Regions from separate parts of the Homo sapiens genome. Here region 2 is linked to region 1. Evidence: read pairs that join two places in POLR2A ChIA-PET (ENCODE). Cell type or tissue: endothelial cell of umbilical vein. All regions are shown on one strand. Links, peaks and the distances in the headings refer to the core of each region. The heading gives the core; the rest is flanking DNA. Region 1 overlaps DOCK4 (dedicator of cytokinesis 4). Region 2 overlaps IFRD1 (interferon related developmental regulator 1).

The links. ChIA-PET counts read pairs that join two places held together with the same protein. Peaks named below come from ENCODE experiments on the same cell type or tissue, not always from the same donor. Only the 100,000 strongest peaks of a DNase experiment are listed, where the experiment ranks them.
Region 2: POLR2A ChIA-PET joins it to region 1 with 5 read pairs; 2 of 35 experiments call an interaction of 5 or more read pairs at or near these places.

What each region holds. Positions count from the first base shown.
Region 1 is chr7:111,993,175-112,005,665 of GRCh38, forward strand. DOCK4 (dedicator of cytokinesis 4) reads right to left here. Exons shown (of 53, transcript NM_001363540.2): 2 at 10,874-10,957; 3 at 7,320-7,360; 4 at 5,274-5,329; 5 at 961-1,057. Among named protein-coding and RNA genes, the nearest start is that of DOCK4-AS1, 190 kb to the left of the region's middle. In endothelial cell of umbilical vein, for the core only: no CTCF peak of the experiment used is centred there; DNase peaks (open chromatin) are centred at 5,337 and 5,807; H3K27ac peaks cover 1,233 bases.
Region 2 is chr7:112,450,939-112,460,399 of GRCh38, forward strand. It overlaps IFRD1 (interferon related developmental regulator 1), which reads left to right. Exons shown (of 12, transcript NM_001550.4): 2 at 4,825-4,929; 3 at 5,064-5,148; 4 at 5,976-6,100; 5 at 7,923-8,080. Among named protein-coding and RNA genes, the nearest start is that of IFRD1, 5.2 kb to the left of the region's middle. RefSeq lists enhancers at 1-247, 77-126, 247-366. In endothelial cell of umbilical vein, for the core only: no CTCF peak of the experiment used is centred there; DNase peaks (open chromatin) are centred at 1,413, 1,773 and 2,723; H3K4me3 peaks cover 480 bases; H3K27ac peaks cover 1,470 bases.

The sequences.
Region 1 (12,491 bases), core at 3,787-6,286:
CAGATGTAACAGACAATAAACACTATCATTCTGCCAGTGTCCCTCACTAATTTGGATTTTTTCCTCGACAGGCTGTTTTAAATCGTTTTGTCAGGATAAGCACACGTTTGTATTTTGAATTAATCCCTTCAAATGATTAAGCTGTTCTACAAATTTCTTTAAAAATAAAAGAAGAAATAGCATGGGGTCTTCCCTAATATTTCACCACCCCCAGACTTCCACAGTTACAGTGGGGTTCAGAGTGACAGCACCATATTCATACCAGAACCCCAGCTCAGCCATTTTCCCATTACTTGATGTGGGGTGAGTACTTCACTCTCTGTGCCTTATTTTTCTCATCTGTAAGCTGGATGTGATCATCATTATTATTTCTTTGAGTAGTAATAAGGATTAAAGAAGATACTGCATCAAAGAGTACTTACCATGGGATTTGCCACATAAGTTCCCAATGTGATTACTTATAGTAAGTAAATAAATATATACTACGTATCTGCAAAACACAGATCCTTTTTCCCCTCAAGAAACATTCTTTTCTCTAGTATATTTAGAATATTCTCATTGATACTAGCTAAGAAGTCTGTCATTTACAGTATACTTGAATTACTTACAGAATTTGAATTTGATAAAATACCAAAGCCACCAAAATTGTCTTGAATTTTATTTTTCCCTGGAAATTAAAAATATTCAGGAGGTTCAACAATAGGTCCATGTAAACCATCCTATTTGGTTAGATGCCAGAAAAATAATCTTTTATATTCCTGTGGTATTGAAAAATAACTTACAAAACCCATGCTCAGTGGACACAGAGATTGTAACAAGACTGTCTTGTTAATATCTATATCCCCAAGGAGTCCTGGAGACTTGCAGAAGGTGCTATATTAGTTAATGCTTACTCATGTTCATGTATTTCTTAAAACAATTCTTTACCCGAAAAATCGTGTCATTAAAAAGCTACTTAACCACATAGAGTTGTTTCCACATGGTTCCCCAGTCTCTTAATGTTGATGTCATTTCTGTGATAACAGAGTCTTCAGTGGGAATAACCATTTCAAATTGTCTGTGAAATTAAAAAAGAAAAAGTATATATGTAAATACCATAGACAACAATTTTGTTTTAAATACTCTAAAAGATAACTAGAAAAGAAAGCTGCCTAGCTATTGTTCGTTCTACAGACAGTAACCAGGATCTGGTTATAAGTTAATGTGAGGAATGCTACATGGGTTGTGGTAGGACAATACCAGAACAACCAGCCACTTCAACCAGATCAAGTTTGAGCAGCGTGGTGAAGAAGGAACAGCATCAGAAGGGTTGCACTCCAGTACCAGTTCACGACTAGGCAGCAACTCATTTAACCTAAGGCCAAAAGCCTTCATCTGTAACATGAGGTCACTGGGCTACATAAACTCTGAGGTGACTTTTGCCTTCCAAGGGCTATGACTATAGGACTCAAAGAGAGTAAAAGGAACACCATTCAATCACCAGGACATGATGGCTGTGGGCATCCAAACTAACTCAGTGTTATAAGTAACTAGACACTGAGATACTAATTGAACACTCTCTTGATCTCGGTAACACTTAATTTTTATTATTTGCAAACTAGGACCATGAGAAATGATTAGTATTCTAAGTAATGTTATCATACAGCATAGAACTTATGGCTTATGACATCACCGATATTTGAATATTCGTTCCAAAATGTTCCTCTTTCTGATTAGAGTAACGTAGTCTTCTCATTTCTTCTCTAAAAGTCAGAAACTATCCTTGGAAAATATTTATATCAATATCTAGTAGGGTGTGTATGGTGGTCCTGAAGTTGAGAATATGCATGAGGAGATGGGGGAAATAAAAGAGAAGTTTTGTGTTTTTTTTTTTTGAGAACAGAGTCTTGCTCTGTCGCCCAGGCTGGAGTGCAGTGGCGCGATCTCGGCTCACTGCAAGCTCCACCTCCCAGGTTCATGCCATTCTCCTGCCTTGGCCTCCCGAGTAGCTGGGACTACAGGTGCCTGCAACCACGCCCGGCTAATTTTTTGTATTTTTAGTAGAGACAGGGTTTTACCGTGTTAGCCAGGATGGTCTCAATATCCTGACCTTGTGATCTGCCTGCCTCAGCCTCCCAAAGTGCTGGGATTACCAGTGTGAGCCACCGCGCCTGGCTGAGAAGATTTAATTTGTCCTCTGTATCCTACCTTTGGCATATAATAATCTTCATCTCCAGTTTCTTTTTTCAAATTCTTTCTTTGTGTGTGTGTGTGTGTGTGTGTGTGTGTGTGTGTGTGTGTGTGTATGTGCAGGTGAAAGTGGTTTAGTGGCTATTACTACCACTGCTTCCCAAAGAATGCTACTGATATATTGATTGAGACTATTTTCTTTATTTCAGTATATTTTTCTCAAGAAAACGTCTAATACATAGAAAGTAATGACATATTAGACACAGAACCATGTTGTCTAATGATCAAGGGGAAATTACTTCTTAGCATGAGACTAATAACTGTTCTGTGATTCCTTTTTCATGTTATGTCCAAAGTGTATATAATTGTCTTTTGTAAAATCTTCTTGTCAGACATATGGAAACTAAAATCTTGCCTTGATTTTTTTCCCAACAGAGTTTCATCTCCTCATTTCGCAGTGCTGCTAAAATACTTGCCCTATGAATATTTTCCTTCTTTCTAGAGCTTAAACACAGCTGAAAATGTAAAACTGGGATTTTAAACTAGAAATAAAAGTAAACAGTAATATATAAACTGTGACAGACACAGAACCTTTTATTAAGTCTGTATATGACATTTTTAAATGGTGGTACATTTATTTTGCTTTTGAAGCAGCGTTTGCAATTTAAATGATGAATATTTGGAGATGGAGATTATAAAATGATCCTATACAAGGTCAAGGAGGAAACACTGAATTTCCAGGGAAACCTGACATACTACTTAACATTTAAAAAGTGACATGACCTCAGTAGGAATTAAACAATACAGAAGTGGCCTCCCTGTCCATAAACTATAATTTAATTGACCTCCAACAGTCCTACATTGATCTGAAGACACAAGAAAGAACATACACGCAATTCAGTCTGTGAGAAGTTGATTGGGGGTTGTCCAAGCAAAATTTAAATTTTTAAGCATAAAATTGCCATTTTAGGCAAGGTGACTGTTTTCTATTAATTATTCCAAACCCAAAATCAGTGTTCAAATAGTCTGTCGTAAGTAGTTACCTCTGAAATTATATTTTGTTCAATTATTCTAGGATGGACTTTTCCATTATTTCATCCTAGTGGGCCATAAATCCACTTAAAATAAGACAGGTAATACCAAAACCCCAAAGATGTTCCTCTCTGGGAAAGCAATTACCTGGCAATACATGCTCTCAAATGTTTTCAGGCCAAAGTTTTTCTTCCAGTAACAGCCCTAGACCTAGGGTCTGAGTCAATTCCAATAAGTCTTTTACAGAAACTAATGTTGGGCTTTTCTGTTCTTCTGCTGCACAATGTCCATCATACCTAGTGTCAGGTGGAGACCCCATAAGAAAGTCTTAAACTTACATGACCAAATTTTTAGGTACTTTACCCACATTTAAACTTCCTGGGGCTCATGGAAGGGGATCAGATATACACCAGTTACTAACCAGGATTTAAAAAAAGGACGTACTTATTTAAAAACCATATCCTACCCCAACTCACTTTGAGGGATAGACTTTGATTAAGTGGAGAGATGCTTGACATCATCTTTGCTAGCACAGCATTCTCTCTTTTCTCTTCCTTGGTCAGAGCATATGATGCCCTTTGCACTGCAGAGTTGAGGGAGGTCAGGGTTGGGCTTGGGACAAAGGCAGCAAAGAGGACTGGTTGCACAGGCTTGCTCAAAAGGACACTTTAAGAAACAGGGGTAGCCCATGGTGTTTTCACATTGCCAAGCCCAGATCACTAGCACAGAAGGATCAGAACAAAGAGTAAGCATATGGCTGGAGTGTATTCTGAAGTATCCTCTGGTTTACTGGAGGGAGGCTGAATGGTATCACATCTAGCTGGGTAGGAAAGTTTCAAAAGGACCAACAACTTGGCTTGATGCTTCTGGTGGATTATAGCTGCACACTTCCAAAGGACACACATTTCTTAAAAGATCAGTAGTAGTAGTGGTAATTATTAGAATTAGAATTATGCTTTTAATCTATTATTCAATAATTACTATTACTGAGTGCTACTACTAACATGCTTAAAGCAGCTCACATATATAAGACATGTAGAGTAATGGTCTCTGAGATTCTTTAAGTTTTACCCATATAGGGAACTCTCAAAGTATTTATACCATAGACTCTTAGCCACATGCATAGGCTGTTTCCCTGAACTGAAATTTAATATCATATCTTTATTGAGGAGGAAATTATTTGAATAGCCTCGTTGGAACTTTTATCTTAAGACTCAAGTTGGAAAATGCCATTACTATGCTTTAAGAATTCAAATAATAAATTGCTATTTATCACTATTTGAGAAAAAATATAATTTCTATGGCTGAATCTGTATTCTGTTGTCCTAAGATGAAAATTATGCAATGATCATGTGAATAGTCCTTGTGACACTGACACCAAATGTTTGTGTCTAAATCCATGGCCCCTTATGATGAATGATCTGCTTATGCTAACTATTTACACAGGCAAGTTCTTCTGTTTTATCCTGCTGTACCTTATTGGAATTATGTTAAAGTGACTGCCACTTCAAATCCTTTTGGAAATAAGACTAGAAATTTTTTTAATGTATTAGAAATACTAGGTGATCAATGAGCTCAATCAAACAAAGTATCATATAAATGACATTCTCTAAAATAGAATAATGGCTTTGTGAAGTGGTCACACAAGAATATGTTATTATGCCCATTTAGAGAAAGACACACTATGCATCTTAGAATCAGTGGTGAACCTAGGAAATTCCTGGGGTTTGAGATAATATGACAGCATTTAATGGGTCTGACTGACATGCTTCCCTAAGTAGCAAGAAACCAAAAAGAACCAACTCCTTCTGCTCAAGCATAGGCTGATTCCCTGATTTGTGGACACTGAGAGACCTCCAGTCTCTCAGATCCTCTTGTCCAGCACACACAGATGGGGTTCTTTAATTTTCTCCACCAACGGTCTTAATGCAATATATCTTTAACAAAGAACACAGACAATGGTATGATCTTCTACAGTTCATTTTTCAAGACAATTACTATGCCTTTCAAATTCCAAAAGAAGCAAAGGCTCTGTGAAAATCCTCCAACTACTAATAAAACTCATTTCTTACCCTTTGTTCTTTACACAGGCATTTTTCAAGTGAACGTAGCTGGAAGGAAATATACCCTGGAAAAGAAAACATGAAGGTTACGATGCCGGCTGTTAAGGCAGGGTTGGTTTCACAAGTCATTTGTATAAAACACAGCCATACAACCATGACAACATCAGGAATAGGGAAAAGCAACATCTCTACCACATTCTCTTGGATGAAATCTACTGTGGCTTAAGATCCATCCTTTCATTTTCTACCATTAACTACTTTAAAAATTTAGAGACATTCTAAACAAATATGATCAAAAAAATTAAATCTTACTCAGAAAACATAATGTTTATTAAACAGAAAATAAGAAAATTTCAGGAATTCTATATAAAAACCATGTTATACTGAATAAGAGTTTACAAAATATGTATTGCATAGTTTTGAAAGGTTCTTCGTTTTGATGGTAGTTCCTTTTTTTCTCCCCAAAACATTCATATTTCTCTTGAAAATATACATACAAAAAATATCACTGCAAATTTAGAGATAATATGTGTATTCTGTGTTATGGAAGATTTTTGATGACAACTCAGCAACAGTTAATCACCATGCTGCCATTCTGATGGAACAGAAATCAAACAAAAGAAGCCATGTTAGCTTGAAGCTTTTTATTGTAGGAAATGACAAGGCAAGGAAATTGTTTCTTTGTTCTAAATGGGAAATTGAAAGAAACAACAACAAAAAAATGAGCATCAATTTGATTGTTCATTAAATGGCAATTATCCTCTGAAGAATTTCTAATGTATAATTAAATGACAAACTCAATTAAATATTTAAGAAAATAAATGTCATTTGAATATATATATCACCATTGTGGATCCAAGTATAAAATAAAATTTAATAGGCAAATTCTTTCCATTCAATAGTAGTAAATATATATATGTAGATTTTTAAAACGCACTTGTTTTCTTCAATATGGTAGGATCAACAAATAGAGTAATTCTAACTAATCAGGAAAAGTCAGACTTGAGGTTTATTAGAAGTGACAGAAATAACAGAGAAATCATACTAAGTTTCCTTCTCAAATATGGTCTAAATGAATTCATTAAATACTGAAGCTATATTTGCATGTGCCTCATAGATATATAAAAACAATGTTAAATGAGGAGTAAAGTATTTAAAAAATTAAATTTATATACTCTTTTGTCCCTTACCGTTCCCCTTTAGGATGACCTAAAATACATGAAGTAATTAAACACAGTTGAATGATCCAGAAAATGGCATATTTAAGGAAAAAGGCAAAAGTGTATTTTGAGAATGAAAATACAAATTTCTTATCTACAATCCCAAAGCTAGAATTAAACCAAAAAAAAAAATGACATATATGAAAATATTAGAGAATGTAGGAAATACAGGTGAAGACTGAGGAGATTAGAGTAAGATAGAAAAACACAGATATTAGTAAGGATTACTGTCAAAATTGCAAACTATACAAATAAAAGATAAAACAAAAATGACATTACTTCTTGCTCTAATTCCTGAGGATTTATAGAAATGTATCAAGGATAATGAATCTTAATTTCTGCCTGAAATGGTAAGAAAGATGGGTTTTTTAATAATATTGTTTTCCTGGCTTCAGCCCCCCAAATCCAAAGGGACTCTTAACATGCCGCTAAGTATACTTGTTTCTCCATACCGATATTTTACAAATGATACCATGGAAAACATAAAGATTAAATACTGCTATTTAATATTTCTTTTGGCATATGTATTTCCCCTGCCTGAATTTTAATTTAGCTCTCTGAGAAACTACCACTTCAAAAAGATTTTGTTTATATATAATGAGCTTATTAAGGTCTTCTCAGTACAATTTTCAAGAGCTAAATAGGATTATCATTTGAGTAGCATATCTTAACTATAATCCAAGTTCAAAGGAATTTCCAAAATTATAAAAATTTGCAATATCATTTGGCATTTCAACTGAGTCCCAACTGTAATTTCAATTGTATAAAGAAATAATTTAAATAACTATCTTTCTTAATAAATTTCATAATTATAGTTAGAAATAACAATTTTTACCTTGATATTTGGGTTTTTTAAGGCAAATCCTCTGTACCAGCCTGTGGAAAAATAATCATGGTCATATTTTGATAAACCATTGTAATATTTTAAAGATAATAACAAATCAATCTGTTCTTTGCCGATGGAATTTTACCATACATGAAAAGATTCTATGGATAAATATGGTAGGTATTGGCCTTAGGCTACAAAATAGCTCGAGTGACCAAACATAAGAATTCTATTAATAAAACCATTTTTAAAAAACTGTATCAAAAATTTTTATAAACAACAGAAAAATACATAATGTGAATAAAGGCTTTAAAATCAGAGCATTGGGCTTCAATTCTGGCTTTGCTTCTTATTGTCTGTTTAATCTTGGCCAGGTTACTTGACATCTCTGAGTACCACTTCTTCCCATTTTATGAAAGGCCACATTATGTCACAGGGAAAGTCAAGAATCTGCACAAGATTTCATACATTTCCAAATTCTACTTGCCTGACTACAAACGCCAGACTCTGCCACCAAATAATAGTACCTGGCCAACAGTCATGACGTGAATTGCACATCCTTAAGCCTACGGTCTTGGGTTAAGATCAGTCTCATATCATACAAAGAGTAAAGCCATCATTCACTGCCAGAATTAACTGGCACATTTTCATCAGCACAATGGCTGACCAAGAGCTCAGCGTAATTTTTATTCTGTAGAATGACTATTATAGTAGGCCCTTCTTATCTGCGGTTTCACTTTCCACGGTTTCAGTTACTCATGGTCAACCTGGGTGCAAAAATACTACATGGAAAATTCCAGAAATAATTCATAAGGTTTAAACTGCATGCCATTCTAAGTAGCATGATGAAATCCCGTGCCTGCCCGCTCAGTTCCACCCAGGACATGAATCATCCTTTTGTTCAGCATATCCACACTGTCAGTGCTACCCACCCATTAGTTATTTACTAGCCCTCTCGGTTACCAGATTGAGGATCACAGTTTTAAAGTCCTTGTGTTCAAGTCACCCTTATTTTACTTAATCATGGCTCCAAGGCACAAGAGTAGTGATGTTGGCAACTGGGAAGTGCCAAAGAGAAGCCATAAAGTGCTTTAAGTGAAAAGGTGAAAGTTCTTGAATTTAATAAGGAAAGAAAAAAAAATCATATGCTGAGGTTGCTAAAATCTAGGTAAAAATGAATCTTCTATTCATGAAACTGTGAACAGAATATTGTTATAATTATTCTATTTCATCATTAGTTCTTGTCAACTGTGGCTAGTTTATGAATTAAACTTTATCACATGTAAAGGAAAAAATGTAGGATGTATAAGGTTCAGTACCATCCAAGGTTGCAGGTATCCTGGGGGTCTTAGGTCGCATCCCTTGCCAATAAGCAGGCTCAAGGACTGCTGGATTTAAGCTCCCAGCAATTCTGAATCAATTTTGCAGCACTATCCTTACATGTCTTTTTATAGTTTAAAACAAATCAGGATATATATTGTATTTTTTCAAGTGTAAAGACCATTTTGCTCATTGGCAAAAAAATTATTATACTATGTAGTAAATATTATGCCTAATAGAATTTTTTCAATGATTAAATTTTAGGCAAAATTTTAATACAAAACAAATATTTGAGCTTTGTATTTAAACATTTTTCCTCCTCATAATACATTTTCTTAAAAGGATATATTGTAAAATATCGTCCCTAACAGTTTTAAAATCAGTCTGAGGAGAGCAGAATGAACTGAAAATCAGAATCTCTATATCTCAGGGTTTATCAGTTGCCATAAAGACAGATCCAAGAAATACATCCATTTGTAAATAATTATTCTAACAAAAAACAAAACTTCTTGAGAATTGCAAAAATGTCATAGAGAGGTCTCTGTCCAATTATACTATACAGAAAAAGTCTTAGATTACAAAACACCTCCTATTAGATATGCAGTCCAGTTTCATGCACCAATTCACAATAAATTTTATATTTATCTGTATACAAAGTAGTAACAGACAAAATATATCTGGCAATAACACAGGAAATCTTATTATATTTTTTAAGGTATCAATCACAGTGGACAGAATAAACATTCCGATATCACCAGCATCTAATGCTAGGGTCTAACTAAATGTCGTAGTTCTGTTTGGGGGAATACAGTTTCATCTATAATAAACCTTGATATGATAAAAATATCATCATAATATAAATTCCTAGTAAGGAAAACCTTAAAAGAGGAAAAACATGAGTATTTTCGGATATACTAACGGGGCTCTAAAATGTAGTCATTTTGTTAACAAGAAAAGCTGGGTGGCCGGGCATGGTGGCTCACACCTCTAATCGCAGCACTTTGGGAGGCCAAGGTGGGTGGATCACCTGAGGTCAGGAGTTCGAGGACAGCCTGGCCAACATGGTGAAATCCCATCTCTACTAAAAATACAAAAAATTAGCTGAGTGTGGTGGCATGTGCCTGTAATCCCAGCTATTCGGGAGGCTGAGGCAGGAGAATCACTTGAAACCAGGAGGCAGAGGTTGCAGTGAGCCAAGATCCCGCCACTGAACTCCAGCATGGGTGACAGAGCAAGACTCCATCTCAAAAAAAAAAAAAAAGGAAACAGAAAAAAAGAAAAAAAGAAAAAGGAAAGCTGGGTGCAGTGGCTTATGCCTGTAATCTGAGCACTCTGGAAGGTCAAGGTGGAAGGATCACTTGAGGCCAAGAGTTTGAGACGAGCATGGGCAATATGGTGAGACTCTGTCTCTACAAAAAATAAAAAATAAAAAAATCAGCCAAGCATAATGAAGTATCCCGGTGGTCCTAGCTACTTGGGAGACTGAGACAGGAGGATCCCTTGAGCCCAGGAGATCGAGGCTGCAGTGAGCCATGATCATGCCACTGCACTCCTACCTGGGTGACAAAGGAAGACCCTGTCTCAAAGAAAAACAAAAAACAAAACAAAGTAGTCATTTGATCAGAAATCTTTTTAAGGACTAGCATTTAAGGATGTTTCATGGAACAGGAATGGAAACATTTGAGAACCATTAGCTATCTTAAATGAGTTGCCTACTACATAAATTAATAATCATCATACAAAGTCAGACAATATATTCTACTAATATTATTCAAGTGCATTGAATAATTTTATTCCAAGTTTGAGGGGAAGAAACTATAGGCCTGGAGCAGAGTTGGCCTGGGCAGGAGCCCTCCAGAGGCATCTGGCTACTCAACCTCAGGTAAGCCATGTCTGCTCTGGGCCTCTGCTTCTTCCTGTCCTGTGGGATCTACTAGATCCTGAGGATTCTGAGAAAAACCTTCTAGTTTGGCACTGAGTCAAGAACTCCCACAGATATGGTAACTTCAACTGCTTTCTCTGTTTGCATCTAATGATTATAAGGAAATAATATTATAATCAGCTTAAAAATAGGAAATGATGCCTTTCCATTAGCCAAACACTGAAAATGCAGGAAACAATTTTGTCAAAAATGACTTGTGGTGACTACTGGAAAAGTTCCAGAGATTAATAGCGGTATGGACAGAATTTGTAGACTTTATGAACAGCCGTATGTTGAGGAGGTTGTTCATAAGGCTACTCACCATCACACTTCTCCAGGATCTGAACTGTATCTCCAATTTCCAATGACAGGCCATATGGAACGGTTCCTCGGAAACTGGCAATAACTGTAAAAAATGATAAAGAATATATGAAGACAATCATGTCCATTACAGCTTATTATTACATGTTATTGACTAGGAAAAATGAATATAAATAGGAAGTATAATTTGATAGCTGGAACCCTCTGTCATATTTTAATTTTATATCTTTCTAAGAAAATCACTAAGTTCACATACTTTGCCAACTTCTTAGATTATTATAAATATGCATTTCACATATATGAAATTTATTAAAATAATACACAATATATCAATGCTATCACTCAATAATAGATATAAACAAAGGTATTGCCTGAGAGCTCCTTAAAGGACTGTGACCCTTTTGTTTCACTGCTTTCTTCACTCCCTCATCCAAATGCCGGGCCCATAGTAGTTAATAAATATGTGTTCAATAATAAACGAGGAATATATTTCCTGCTTGTTATTAGGCTTGGTTTACCTTTCTGCTATATTGTTTGGAGCAGATTTCTTTTCCATAAACTGTAAGTTTCTCAAGAGAAGGGACTGCATCCATTTGCTTACCATTACGTGCCCAGAGCCTAGCATAGTATGTGGTGCATAAAAGCAGTCTTCTTCTGCAGTAATCAACGGAGACACTTTATTTAGTAATGACTGGGCCCTCCCGCAGGTCTAAACACACAGCCACCACAATTCCCACTTGCACAATACCACTTGGAATGGGGAGGGGGATCACAATTAATTATAGATTAATGGTTTAGATTAATTGGTTTCTGAAACATTTTGCAGGGCAGGACAGGACTAGGATGGTGTATCCATACGGAGAAAGTACGCACAGATTAGTCCTTTTCTGGCAACTCCAGGAATTATAGAGAGAATAAAGCTCAGTGATTCTTCCCTGAATAGTAAGTAAAGCTTGAGTCAGAAAGGAGGCAAATATGGAGAAATGAAGAAAATGCATTTCAACACACAAAAAGAAAGAAGACAGCTCCTATGAAATACTATGCACACTGAAATCAACTAACAATTCACATCAAAAGAAAATGATTCTTAAAAGGCCAAAATTTTAGGAGGGAAACTTATAATTTTGCTTCAGAGTGAGATTTAGATATAACTCCAATCCCCAAAATAAGTTATTGCTACTGTTGGGAATGTATATTTTAAAAACCTAAAGGAACACACCAATCTGTCAAAAATGAAAACATGCCAATAAGTAATGAGCTTTTAGAGAAGTCTCATGCCCTTTTATGATCTCAAAACAAAATTAACAGTAGAGGTCAAAACACAGGACAGAAAACACAAGCCAAAGTCCATGAGACAGAACAAACTAACTATATGGATAGAAACCAATTCAGAACATTTAGCCAAGCACTAATTTATGATATCATTTTCTAACTATAACCATGAATACCATTAGCCTCATAATGACGTGCAAGAAGCATTTTGCTGGCAAAACAATCAAGGGTCTATATATCTTGACAGATTACTTCATTTAACTTTCAGAGACCTCTTCTTACAAGGGATCAGCAACTGAACTGACAGTAGATTGACTGCAATTTAAAAGACTTCAAGCCAAACTTAT
Region 2 (9,461 bases), core at 1,336-3,835, 460 kb after region 1:
CCTGGGCGCTGCTCCTCGCGCGATTTAGATCTGGCGTGCGAACCGGACTCTTGGGCACCGGCCGTGGGGGCAGGGAGGAACGGGTCCTTGGGCCTGAGAGTGTGTCGGGACAGGGGCTGACCGGGAGCTGGGCGGGAAAGGAACCATTGTCAGAGTTCCTTTCTCGGCGGCGATCTCGCCCGATCTCTCCCCGACCACGGGTGGGGAAGAACGGGGAGTTGAGCCCGTGCCGTCACTGGCCGCCTTTGACACCCTGGCTCCAACATGGAGCTCCTGGGATGCCAGACGTCCGGCGGGTTTGGACGGGCTCTTGCGTCACGCGGCCTGGGCCTTGCGCGGTGGGCCCGGGGTGACGCAGAGGCGCTGGGGAAGCTTTCCGTCTCGCAGGTCCACCTGGCCAGGCGAAGGCGTCGGAGGCGGGGGGACCACTTTCTCCCCCCTAGGCTGTGCTCCTTCCCCTAACTGGCACCTGCAGAAGCCCTGAACCTCTAGCACCTCTGCGACCACCCGAGGCGACCTCCTGCTCACGGGGGGAAGAAACGCGTTCTCCTTTGTGCTGCATTCTATATGTTCTCTGCAGTGAGCCCCAGAGAGGCAGGGTGGTGAGGAGCTTAGGTTGCAGTTGGCTAAAAGTTGAGGTTATTGTGCCCTCGCTACGAAGTTGAAACTTTTCCTGGGTGGGATGAGTAGGTGCTTAACTGAACTTATGGTTTTCTACTTATTATATGGTTAAGAAAAAGGATTCCAATTGGAATTGGAAGGCCCTTCTAGGAGAGACCCCAATAAACTCAAATCGAGTATTAAATAACCTGGGTAATATTTTATTTAGAAATTTAAACAGGAGTTAAATATTGGAGTATTCTCCGACGTTATCACACTGGAACTATTAGCCATCAGGTATTTTTGGACACAGTTGCCCCTCTGCCACGGCTGCCACTCAGAATGATATGCCTTTGTTCACAAGAAAAGTAAATATGGGGTTATGTTGTTAAAGGTTATTGGAAACTGGCATTTAAAAAAGCTCAAAAACTCGTGATCATGTATTAAACATTTAATAATTGACCATAGGGAGGGATTCTTAAAACAGCAATTTTTTACATTTTTTAGGTGCCTCTTTATTTTGAATGCTCTCCATGTTGATGAAATTCATTCTTTATCAAGATGTAAAATATGTAATTTATTGTGGCCTCTGGTTGCTCTATGTGAATTGAGGATACTTTTTTTTTTTTTGTTAAGGGAAAGAGGGAGTCTGGCTCTGTCGCCCAGGCTGGAGTGCGGTGTGGTGTGATCATAGCTCACTGCAACCTCTTAACTCCTGGGCTCAAGCAGCTCTCCCTCCTCAGCCTCCTGTAGCTAGGACTACAGGCATGTGACACCATTCCTGGCTATTTTTTACATTTTTTGTGGAGACAAGGTCTATGTTGGCCAGGCTGGTCACGAGTCCCTCGTCCCCAGGGATCTTCCTGCCTAAGCCTCCCACAATGCTGGGACGGTGCCTGGTCTGAGGATATTTCTTACCACTGTGTTTCAGCTTTTCCTCATCTGAATCAAACATTTGAATTCTTTCTAGAAGGTATTTATTTTATTCTATTACCCTTTTGTTGATGAAATGGAAAAGTTTGAAAGCTAAAGTTTGAAAGTTATAATGATGTTAGTAATGGCCTAGATCACGCACAAACCTTTAATCCCGTCTAAAGTTTCTGGGCAAGCCTCCTTCCCTCTTTGTGCTTATAGTACCTATACAGGCCTCTGGTGGCTGTATGGGGATTGCCTTTTAAATTTTGCTTCAGGGCTCATTTGTGACCTTTCATCAGCTTTATTGCTGCTACCTTTTCACTATTTTAGTAGAAAAGATCCATTTCATCACTGAATTTTAGCATATGTAAACAAGTGGAAAATAATTCTTTGATTAATTTATAACACAATACATGCTTTGAATATCTTTGGAAGTGTGTGCTAGAACTTGTTAACTGTGGTTACCTCAGAAGTGGAGCTGGGGAAAGGTATGGGGGTGAGATTTACTTTTTAAAACTTTAACTTGGTCCTATGTGAATGTTTTACTTGTTTAATAAACAATGAATAAATAATAGTTGAGTAGAAGAGATGGAAAATTACACAAACTTTTGCTTACTTAACAAGCCACTTACCTAACTAGTATTTTTAAATGACATCTAAAAGAAATGGGATTCAAATGAGGTCTCCACTATGTAACCAAATTGTCATTATTACTTTAATGAGTTTTCTATTTAAACTCTTTATTTTTTTTATGTTAGTGGAGAGTTTTAGGAAGCTAATAAAATTGACTTCTTTTATACAGGTATGTCATAGCACTTAATTTAAAGAGAATATTTTTAAGAAAGAACAAAACCTTGTTAGTAAGCCCTCTAGAAATAAGTACTTTATGTGCCTAGAGTGCCATCTCTTTCGTGGTACTTAGGATCACAGTGTGGGTGGGTGAGTTTGACCTAAATATCAGGCATTCATACAGGGTTCTTTTTCTTGATACATATATATGTGTATTTTTTTTCTTTCCCTCGAATCTTAGAAATCATTAATACTGATGAGTTAAGGGAGCAGAGTAAGAGCTGCATAGGAGGAATACTCTTAGAAATAGGCTATGAAAAAGAAAAACTGTGAATTGACTTGTGAATAAATGTTAATAAAATTAATCAGATGACACTCATCTGTTGCCATTACTTCAGTCATAAAAACGAGGAAGATAGATCCAGAAATAGAGTGTGATGTCATAGGTCTTTGTTTATTCCTGTCCTAAGCACTCCAAGAAATTTTGAGATTTTGGCTTCATTGCTTAATCTTTATGCTTTACTACTTTGGCACCACGCAAGCAAATCTGAAGGCCACTTGCTTGCTGTGTTAATTTAAAAATCTGCTAAATTCTCTGTTTTGATTTTAAAAAAGACAACTCCGTTAAAAAAAAAAATCCAGCCCAACAGTAACAGGCTTAAATTTGGAGCATTAAAAAAAAACCGTTAAGGTGGTGACGTTTGAACATACGAACTTTGATTTTACTGAAAGGGAATTAGGTTCAGAGGTTAATCAGGTGACTCACGGTCACTTTTGGGGCAGAATTTGGGACTTAATTTAACTCAGTGCTGAATTGTAGTTTATGACTTGGCAGTCCTTTTATTAATACAAAATCCCTAAGTGACTGTATATTTATTCCTGAAGTTAATGAAGTTTAAAGAAAGATTCTAGTTTTTAAAAAGAAGATTTTATTTTTTTAGTAACAGCATTGGTACTTTTTTTTTTTTGAGACAGAATTTTACTCTTGTCCACAGGCAGGCAGTGCAATGGTGCTATCTCGGCTCACTGCAGTCTGTGCCACCTGGGTTCAAGTGATTCTGTGCCTCAGCCTCCCAATTAGCTGGGATTACAAGCGCCTGCCACCAGGGCCAGCTAATTTTTGTATTTTTAGTAGAGACTGGGTTTCGCCATGTTGGCCAGGCTGGTCTCCAACTCCTGACCTCAGGTGATCTGCCGGCCTCAGCCTCCCAAAGTGCTGGGATTATAAGTGTGAGCCACCGCACCCGGCCAGCATTGGTACTTTTAAACTCTTGCACATTGTAGAAACTTTCCCTTAAAGGTAGTTTATCTGATAGGCTTTTATACTATATCAAATACCAAAACTTCTATTTTAAGCCTTTTTTGTCTTCTCTCACTTCAAGTTGTCTTTAAAACTACCCTGCCTTAACTCCTTAATTCCCCTTAACATAAGACATGTGTAACCTAAAAACCCATTCACCAGTTCATGTTTGCTAAGTCCAGCCATTCTCATTGGAAAATATATTTGTCTTATTCTTATGATTATCTATGATACAACACTATTTCTGGATCTGTTTTCATTGTCTTCATGATTTGAAATCATGGTCTAGAAATAATTATTTCATCTTCATATCAGTTTTTTTTTTTTTTTTTTTTTTTTTTTGAGACAAGGTCTTGGTCTGTCGCCCAGGCTGGAGTGCAGTGGCACCATCTTGGCTCACTGCAACGTCTGCCTCCGAGGCTCAAGCGATTCTTCTGCCTCAGCCTCCCGAGTAGCTGGGACTATAGGCACGCACCACTACACCGGGCTAATTTTTGTATTAGTAGAGACGGGGTTTCACCATGTTGGCCAGGCAGGTCTCAAATTCCTGACCTCAAGTGATCTGTCCGCCTCAGCCTCCCAAAGTGCTAGGATTACAGGCGGGAGCCACCGCGCCCACCTTTGTATCAGTTTTTGTGTCATAAAAAAATGAGTGCGTCGGCTGGGCTCAGTGGCTCACACCTGTAATCTCAGCACTTTGGGAGGCCGAAGTGGGTGGATCACGAGGTCAGGAGTTCGAGACCAGCCTGACCAACATGGTGAAACCCTGTCTCTACTAAAAATACACAAAAAATTTGTCAGGCGTGGTGGTGTGCGCCTGTAATCCCAGCTACTCAGGAGGCCGAGGCAGGAGAATTGCTCGAACCCAGGAGGTGGAGGTTACAGTGAGCCAAGATTGTGCCACTGCACTGCAGCCAGGGCGACAGGGAGGCTCTGTCTCAAAAAAACAAAAAAAACAAAACAAAACAAAAAAAAGAATGCCTCTTGTTAGAGGACTGATGCGTATAGTTGATGTATCATTGGTCCTTTGAAATACGTAATTAGGTGAACTTAGTTTAAGAATATTTAAGTATGTTCACTTGTGATAAAATCTCTTTTTATAAAATGAGTCTGTGGTTTTATTACTGGATTTCTCTTTAAGTAAACTTAAAAATTCCAAAGTTAAATATTTAGGTATATGGCAATAAAATAATTTACCTCTTTCCTCTTTTACCTAATAGGTGGCCAGCATCGAAATGTTCAGCCTTTTAGTGATGAAGATGCATCAATTGAAACAATGAGCCATTGCAGTGGTTATAGCGATCCTTCCAGTTTTGCTGAAGATGGTATGAGTTTTAAATTTAAATTTGCAACTTTAGATAAAATGTTTCAGGTGGAGGAATTCTTGTAGCTAAAGTATACTATTATTCCCTGTTTTTTTTCTTTTAAATTACGATGGCTGTTTTATATTATTTCTTAGGACCAGAAGTCCTTGATGAGGAAGGAACTCAAGAAGACCTAGAGTACAAGTTGAAGGGATTAATTGACCTAACCCTGGATAAGAGGTAGGCAATACTGGAAACTCCATTCTGTGTGAGTCTATGCTTGATCTTAGTCAAAAGCTAAGAGAAATGATTATTCTGTGTGATTCTAATCAGTTACCTTACATGTATATAATTTGTGCAGCTCTCAGATAATAGCAATATATTTTTCCTAAAGGTTAATTTGTTTACTTTGGATGTTTCTTATTCCGTTGGACTTTAATGTGGGTAGTAACATGCCATTAGAATTTAGATTGAGTCAGATTAGTCATTATTCTAGCATAATAGCACATACATAGCTGTATTTGATTATAATAGAAATGAATTTGTTGAATTAAAAGTTAATCTTCAACTAGAAATGATAACGAAACCTTGCTTTAAGCTGCTTGTCCACTAATGTTATGATATGAAAAAATGTCAAAGCTAGATTGTTTCTTTTCACTATAGCTTCAGAACTGACCTTAATAGAATTAAAAAGCCCTGAAGATGCAATTCTAGACTTTTATAGTTTTAAAAAAAGTGTAAATTTACTTAAATATGTAATATAGGAAAACAATACATTAAAACTATACTTGTACATTGAAACGATAAAATATTATGTAAGCATTTAAAGTTGTGGCTATCAAACTAAGAAAAATGCCATGATATAAAGCAGCCTTAAGTGTTTTGTGTAACAAGGTGAGTCATAGATGGAAATTAAATTATATTATTGACAAATGGTTAGAGCTTGATGAGAATTAGATTTAAAAAATCTATACATAGGTAAAGTTTAGAAGGAAATAAGATTTTAAAAAGTTATTTATTGTATACTCCAACTGGATCTTCTTTCTCTTACATTGGGTGTTAAATAGTGCGAAGACAAGGCAAGCAGCTCTTGAAGGTATTAAAAATGCACTGGCTTCAAAAATGCTGTATGAATTTATTCTGGAAAGGAGAATGACTTTAACTGATAGCATTGAACGCTGCCTGAAAAAAGGTAATGCCCTTATTTTTGAGTCACAGACGTACAACTAATAAGGAGTGTGTTATCTTCTTTTCAGTAACATTTAGTAATAGCACTGGAACACTGGCCCACTCTTAAAATTTTCTAATAGTCAAGGAGTGCACCATCTTGTTATGGCTCAAAATGAGACTTGTTAGAACTTTGTTTTTGTATTACGTAAACCAAAAAAAAATAGCTTGAAACTAAGAAGGATTAGGGTAGATTGTCATCAACCTTTTTTGTATCAGAAGAGGTGATGGTCATTCTCTTGTTATACCAGAAAAGCTTGAAAGTGTGTGTCAGACATCTAGCTCATTTTCCCTTGCACTTATATAAAACATTGATTGTACCTGTAAATTACATCATTTTCAGGATATCCCTTGGAATACTTGAATTCTAGAACTTTGTAATAGAAATTCTGGAATTCAAATTGTTACAGTGATAGAACTTTTAAGACCAAAGAGAAATCTTAAAGATAATTTTATCAGACCTTAAAGTCCAGTGTTAGTAGGCTTACTAGATTTAGGAACCACCAAATTTAAAAAGACTTGTGACTCGGCATGGTGGTTCACATCTGTAATTGTGGCACTTTGGGAGACCGAGGTGGGAGGATTGCTGGAAGCCAGGAGTTGGAGACCACCTGGGCAACAAAGCGATACTTGGTTTCTATTATAACAAACAAAACAAAACGAGATTTGGTGTCTGCCAACTTATTCAGCCAAGTAAGAACATTATGAAAATAATTATCCTCCACTATCATTATTTTATTAGCAAAATATTATAGCACCAAAAATGTAGAAATGCACTTTTAAAAAATTGAATGAACTAATAAGCTTTATATCCTTATTTTTCTCATTTTACCTGAGAGTAAAAATTTTGTTGTAAGTGAAACCTTTGATCAAATTCACTCTTCCATTGAATAGAATAAAGAAAGGCCTAGGAAAACTGAGGTGGGTCTAAGCTGATATATCTTGTTATTGGTATAGTTGATAGCAGACCCAACTTTTTAAAGATAACACAATGGCGCTATTAAAGGTGTTTTACATTCAAACTATATGCTATAATGGTTGTTGGACTAGATGACCTTTAAAAATTCCATTTTAGTTTGCGTATTTTTTACATTTTTAATTTATCAGGTAATAATTTAAGCTCAGTATTTGCCCCACACTTGTGGTGTATACAGTTCTCAAGAGTTAATTTATATGTACCTTTATATAAATGTATTTTTTGTACCACTGCATTCCAGCTTGGGCGACAGAGTGAGACCCTGTCTCAAAAAAAAAAAAAAATAAATAAAGTTAATAAATGTATTTTTTACGGTTTTAAAGAGTTATTTTTAATCCCGTATTTATTTTTAAAAATGTTGGTAGGGAAACCCTGAAGGTTTACCTAATGGACTGTGTACATCCGAAATGCTTAGGAGATTAATTCAAGGGCAATTTGAGCACTGTTTATATGAGTACATTAAGGAGTTTGAAGATAGAAATTGGCTTGAAACACATTTAGTTGAACTGTTAAAATAATCCCTTAAGATAGATACTAATCTCCATTTTACAGATGAGGAATTCTATTTAGAGAATAAGAGTAACTAATCGATGATCATTTGGCTAATAAGTGGGATCTAGGATTTGAGTGAGGTCTGTTTCTATAGTTTGAGCTCTTTAGCCTAAGTTTGTAACTTACATCAAAGCCTGGAGCATGGGGTTTCAAAAATGGTAAATGCTATTTTGTCATTGATCAAATTTGGGAAATAACTGTCTTAGTAAGTTAGTCTACTGAAAAGACTATCGTGATTGCATCTTGGCTGCTTTTATAGGTAAGAGTGATGAGCAACGTGCAGCTGCAGCGTTAGCATCTGTTCTTTGTATTCAGCTGGGCCCTGGAATTGAAAGTGAAGAGATTTTGAAAACTCTTGGACCAATCCTAAAGAAAATCATTTGTGATGGGTCAGCTAGTATGCAGGCTAGGCAAACTGTAAGTATAAGATATTTACATTTATAGATCTGTCTATTCATGACACCCAGACGTGGTGCGCCTATAGTACTGTACCAGCTACTCAAGAGGCTGAGGCAAGAGAGAGGATCTTGTAAGTCCAGGAGTTTGAGGCAGCGGTGAGCTATAATCATGCCACTGAACTGTAGCCTGGGAGACAAAGCTACACACTGTATTTTAACAACAACAACAAAAAAGATAATTCTATATTTATGGATTTGGGTAGACATAGGAAACTGAAATTCTGATTTGTGAAAGTCTTCTAATTTTGGGGTTTGAGAAAGCTTTCATTCTCTAATTGTTGGATGTTTACCTCTTGCAACACTTGACTTTAGATTTTGGGTTTTGGGGGTTTTATTTTTTGTTTTTGGTGCGGTAATAAGTGATACAAGTGATCATATGGAGATGTTTTACTGTGTCACAGAAAACAGAAGACACTGAGGTGGTCTTAGTGGATTTGGAAAAATAACATGTGATCCTAAGCTGTTTTTTTAAACAAGTGAATCAGTTTAAGCTTGAAACATTTTAATACTTTTAATATTTATTATCCAAATCCAGCTTCCTTGTTAGTATTACTTAAGGTAAGTAATAATGTTACTTAAGGTAAGTAACATTAATCTTTGTCTAAGTAGCTTGGTAAAAATTTATTTCTTCTTCTTATCATCACCACCCAATGTAAATTGGCTGGAACCCCAGGCCTCCACTGCAGCTCTGCCCACCTCTAGGTTCTCTCGATATGGCAGCCAGGGTAGCTAGGTGACAGACTCAGCCAGAGCACATCACTTTTGCATCTAGTTCCTTGGCTTACCAGCCACCTGGAGGCTGGGAATAGTCTAGCTGTTTGCCCTGGAGGCAAAGAAATTGGAGTTTGGCAACTTCATAGTAATCTCTGTGCCCTCCAGTAGTTAGTAATTCTGAAATATTTAATTAGCTTTTGCTACTTAACTTTTTCTTTTCTTCTTTTTGGGTGAATATGTGCAGCTTTTAAATCATGTGGAACTATTGGTATAATTTCATGCTAGAATGACAGAAAACACTCTGCTGGGTAGATTTTTGGAGCAGTCACTTAATTTTGATTGTATGTAAGTTTTTTTGTCATTTAAAGACTTTTTTTTCCATACTTCCAAGTTGCTGTGAATTTTTAAAAAACCTTAGCCTCCCCATTTAGCAGATGGAATCCATATTAAATTGAGGCAGTCCTAGGGTTTTTTTTTTTTTTTTTTTTTTTGACAAGGTCTCACTCTGTTACCCAGGCTGGAGTACAGTAGCACAATCATGGCTCACTGCAGCCTCCACCTCCTGGGCTCAGGTTATCCTCCTGCCTCAGCCTCCTGAGTAGCTGGGACTATAGGCATGTACCACC